2 separate regions of the Homo sapiens genome follow, and region 2 is linked to region 1. Evidence: chromatin loops called from intact Hi-C (ENCODE). Cell type or tissue: B cell. All regions are shown on one strand.

The links. Hi-C counts contacts between places; a loop is a spot of excess contacts. Peaks named below come from ENCODE experiments on the same cell type or tissue, not always from the same donor. Only the 100,000 strongest peaks of a DNase experiment are listed, where the experiment ranks them.
Region 2: it touches region 1 in a loop (6-fold over the local background); 12 of 110 quality-filtered maps call a loop at or near these places.

The regions. Positions count from the first base shown.
Region 1 is chr9:131,372,524-131,375,023 of GRCh38, reverse strand. It overlaps a transcript of PRRC2B not described here. Among named protein-coding and RNA genes, the nearest start is that of PRRC2B, 20 kb to the left of the region's middle. RefSeq lists enhancers at 1,545-1,664, 1,157-1,680, 1,681-2,202. In B cell, no CTCF peak of the experiment used is centred here; DNase peaks (open chromatin) are centred at 841 and 1,443; H3K4me3 peaks cover 1,901 bases; H3K27ac peaks cover 1,955 bases.
Region 2 is chr9:131,746,264-131,748,763 of GRCh38, reverse strand. No RefSeq gene overlaps it. Among named protein-coding and RNA genes, the nearest start is that of RAPGEF1, 7.4 kb to the right of the region's middle. In B cell, a CTCF peak has its summit at 1,219 (motif pointing right); a DNase peak (open chromatin) is centred at 1,223.

The DNA of each region.
Region 1 (2,500 bases):
TAGTCTGTCTCCAGTCTACCTACACATTAATTGCCCAGCTTCTGCCTCTCTACAAACAATGAAGTGAAGTGTTGTGGGGCAGAGTCTCCTAAGAGAGGCAGTGGTACCCTGGGGAGGGTGCAAGCTGGTCCCCTGGGATGTGTGTGGGAAATATGATCCTTCTATTTACATTTATCTGTTATCTTAAAAAAAAAATCGGCTGGGCATGGTGGCTCACGCCTGTAATTCCAGCACTTTGGAAGGCCAACATGGGCAGATCACCTGAGGTCAGGAGTTCGAGACCAGACTGGCCAACATGGAGAAACCCCGTCTCTACTAAAAATACAAAAATTAGCTGGACGTGGTGGTGCATGCCTATAATCCCAAACTACTCAGGAGGCTGAGGCAGGAGAATCACTTGAACCCAGGCGGCAGAGGTTGCAGTGAGCCAAGATCACACCACTGCACTCCAGCCTGAGGGATGGAGTGAGACTCTGTCTCAAAATAAAAATAAAAAAAAAAAGAGCGAGGTTAAACTTTACAATATGCATTATACAGACTGATGCCGAGTGGCGTTCAATCTGTGTAATACATGTTAGCAAAATTTAATATCATTCTGACTTTTTTCTTTTTTTAGAATACAGATAAACATAAACAGAAGGCGTCACCTGCAACTCTTGGATAAGTGAATCAGTGCAGTGTGTTTAGTTTTTATTTATTTATTTATTTATTTTGAGACAGAGTCTCCGCTGGGCGCCACCGCACCCAGCCACAGTGTGTTTAGTTTTAACCACACTAACTCACAGTATGGACGAGTGATTTTCTTTGGTATTTTTAAAATTGATATAGGTCTTATTTGGGGGGTATATGTGTTATTTTGATACATGCATACAATGTGTAATGAACGAATCAGGGTGACTGAAATATCCATTACCTCAAACGTTACCTTTTCTTTGTAGACGAGCGATTTTTTTTTTTTTTTTTTTGAGACGGAGTCTCGCTCTGTCGCCCAGGCTGGAGTGCAGTGGCGCAATCTCGGCTCACTGCAAGCTCCGCCTCCCGGGTTCACGCCATTCTCCTGCCTTAGCCTCCGGAGTAGCTGGGACTACAGGCGCCCGCCACCGCGCCCTGCTAATCTTTTGTATTTTTAGTAGAGACGGGGTTTCACCGTGTTAGCCAGGATGGTCTCGATCTCCTGACCTTGTGATCCGCCCGCCTCGGCCTCCCAAAGTGCTGGGATTACAGGCGTGAGCCACCACGCCCGGCCTAGACGAGCGATCCTAAAAGATCCACGCAAAGAAACGACGGCTCACCTGGCGTGGGTGCTGCCTCCGCCTTCAGCACCCACCCTCCCTCACGCACGCCCAGAATCGCGGCGGCCCAGAGCGGAAGGCGGGGCCTGTGGCCACACCCCTTCCCTATTCCCCGCCTTCCGCGCATCTTCCGGGAGCGACTTTGGCTGCATCGTTTTGCGATTGGGAGAGCTGCGGGATGTCGGAAGGACGTGATTGAATGAAATAGCTGCCTCTCATCCATTGGCCAGCTCCGATTGGCCGAGATACCGCCATGGGTTTTGACGAACTTTCACGCCAGCTGGGCTGAGATGCTAGCAGTTGACTCCCGCAGGGTCCCGGCGCCGGCAGCCGTGCTGCGTGTGTTGGGTAGTGCGAGGCGGTCCAGTGCAGCGACAGTCCGGCTCGAGGGCGGAGGGCCAGCCGAAGCGGGGTGGTGGCCGCTGCCCCGGGAAAGACTGTCCAAGATGCTGACAGGAGCTTTGGCTCGTGAGATTGAGAGGAAGTCAGACGCCGTGGTCTGTGTAACCCCCCAGTAAGGTCCCCAGCTTGCAACCGAATTCGGAACCTAGACTTGGAGCCTTCTCCGAAAGCAAATGGACACAACCCATCAGCGGCAGCACACAAACTTGAGTCTGTCGTGGCAGGTGGCGCTTCTGCGGCAGAGCAGTGATCCGCTTGTAGAGATTTATGAGCAAAGGAACCGGAAGAAAAAAATCAAAAAGCTAATTGCTAAAGGCCGGGCGCGGTGGCTCACGCCTGTAACCCAACACTTTGGGAGGCCGAGGCCGGTGGATCACGAGGTCAGGACTTCGAGACCAGCCTGGCCTACCTGGTGAAGCCTCGTCTCTACTAAAAATATAAAAATTAGCCGGGCATGGTGGTGCACGCCTGTAAACCCAGCTACTCAGGAGGCTGAGGCAGGAGAATTGCTTGAATCCGGGAGGCGGAGGTTGCGGTGAGCCGAGATTGCACCACTGCACTCCAGTCTGGGCGACAGAGCGAGACTCCGTCTGGCGGGGTGAGGGGGAAGCTAATTGCTGACAGCGAGGTCTCTCGGTTACAAACCCATCTCCAGAGCCAAGTGGGGGAATTGAGGACATTTGGTCAAAGGAGAAGGATCCAGAACTGTGACCAGCAGAAATTGGTGCATGGCCTCTCATTTCTGTAGTTTTTTATCGGTGGGGGAAAAAGAACAAAACCAAAAACTCCCTGTCCTCGACATAATT
Region 2 (2,500 bases), 370 kb before region 1:
AGTCATTCAGGGACCTAGGCTCCTTCTATCTCCACACATCATCAAAGCTGAAAGAGAAAGGAAAATGTCAACCATCAGGTGCTGGAGAAATTTATGAGTGGGGCACGGAAGTGGCAATCATTATTTCACCCTCATCTATTGTTCAGAGCACCTGGCCACACCTAACTGGGAGACGAGTCCAGCTGTGTGCCCCAAAAATAGATTTGGTGAGCATTTAGCCAGCCTCTGTCTTGCTAACTGATGTGTACCATTTAAACTCATTCATACAAAACACCATAAATGTGTGCATGGGGCTGGGCACAGCGGCTGACACCTGTAATCCCAGCAGTTTGGAAGGCGGAGGAAAGAAGATCACCTTGAGCCCAGGAGTTTGAGACCAGCCTAGGCAACATAGTGAGACCCCCTCCCTACAAAAAATTAAAAAATCAGCCAGGCATGGTGGCGCACACCTGTAGTCCCACCTACTCAAGAGGCTGAGGTAGGAGGATCGCTTGAGCCTAGAAGGTCAAGGCTGCGGTGAGCCAAGATCACACCACTGCACTCCAGCCTGGGAGACAGAGTAAGACCCTGTCTCAAAGAAAAAAAAAAGCGTACATGGATATATTTTTAATAGAGAAAAATCTGGAAAGATGTACATTAAACTGTTAACTCTTATGAGTGAAAGTGGGACTTCCAGTTTTTATTTTATATATGTGTTTGATTTTATTTTTAATTTTATTTTTAATTTTTATTTTTATTTATTTTTATTTTATTTATTTATTTATTTATTTATTTATTTTGAGACAAAGTCTTGCTCTGTTGCCCAGGCTGGAGTGCAGTGGCGTGATCTCGGCTCACTGCAAGCTCCGCCTGCCAGGTTCACGCCATTCTCCTGCCTCAGCCTCCCAAGTAGCTGGGACTACAGGCGCCTGCCACCACGCCCGGCTAATTTTTTGTATTTTTAGTAGAGATGGGGTTTCACCATGTTAGCCAGGATGGTCTCAATCTCCTGACCTCGTGATCCGCCCGCCTCGGCCTCCCAAAGTGCTGGGATTACAGACATGAGCCACCGCACCCGGCCTGATTTTATTTTTTAAAAAATGAGCACATATTTCCTGTGAGATTTAACAATTTAAAGAATTGTAAAATGATAGTACATTGCTCTTTAGATTTTAAGCAAATGGAGTTTAGAATTCTAGATGTTCACTAGGGGGCAGAAGAGATGTGTGTGTGTGCGTGCGCTTGCTGTTTGCTTGTCACTGTTTACCAGATTACTGGCACAATTTCCCCATTCATCAGGTCATCTGTAAGGTTTACAGACTTGTTTAAGGAAATGACAGCACCCAGGCCTCTCACACTAGTAGACATCAGCTGTGGGCCCAATAATCTCATATTTTCACCAATTTTTGATTACTGTGGTAAAATACACGTTACATAAAATTTGCCATCTGAGTCTTTTTTTTTTTGGTAGAGATGGGATCCCACTATATTGCCCAGGCTGGTCTCGAACTCCTGGGCTCAAAGGATCCTCTTGCCTCAGCCTCCTAAGTAGCTGGGACTACAAGTATGCCATGCCCAGGTTACCTTAGTCTTTTTTTTTTTTTTTTTTTTTTTTTTTTTTTTTTTTTTTTTTTTTGAGACAGAGTCTCGCTCTGTCACCCAGGCTGGAGTGCAGTGGCACGATCTCGGCTCACTGCAAGCTCCGCCTCCCAGGTTCACGCCAGTCTCCTGCCTCAGCCTCCCGAGTAGCTGGGACTACAGGCGCCCGCCACTGCGCCCGGCTAATTTTTTGTATTTTTAGTAGAGACGGGGTTTCACCATGTTAGCCAGAATGGTCTCAATCTCCTGACCTCGTGATCCACCTGCCTCGGCCTCCCAAAGTGCTGGGATTACAGGCATGAGCCACCACGCCCGGCCCACCTTAGTCATTTTTAAGGGTATAGTTATGTAGTATTAAGTGCACTCATGTTGTGCAATCATTACCACCATCCATCTCTAGAACTCTTCATATCTTGTAAGATTGAAAGTCTGTACCTATTAACCAGTCACTCACCATACTCCCATACCCCCAGCCTTGGACAACTACCATATTACTTTCTGTCTCTATGAATTTGACTATTCCATTTTAACCTGATCCTCAAGGCTGTGTGGTTGCCTTATGGGTCATTATCAAAAATGTGTCTGTTTCATACCAGCCTTTGAGTACACAGAGATCTAGAGGTCTTCTAATTGGCCTGAATCCCTACTTGTGAGAAAAAAGGCCAAAACTACCATGAAGCTGATCTGCTGCCTGTTCTGCTGGAGTCAGCCTGAAAGATCCCACATTTAGATAGTGGAGTGATGACCCAGACATCTGTCCTGGCCTTTCTAAGGATCTCTGTGGACATCTCTTCAATATCAAGGACATGGACACCAGAACAGGATTCAGCTGTATGGAGGCCCAAGGCATGGGGGAATGTGGGAGCCTCATATTCTCCGTAACAAATAATGAGCAAAATCTCCATAAAAACATAACATCGTC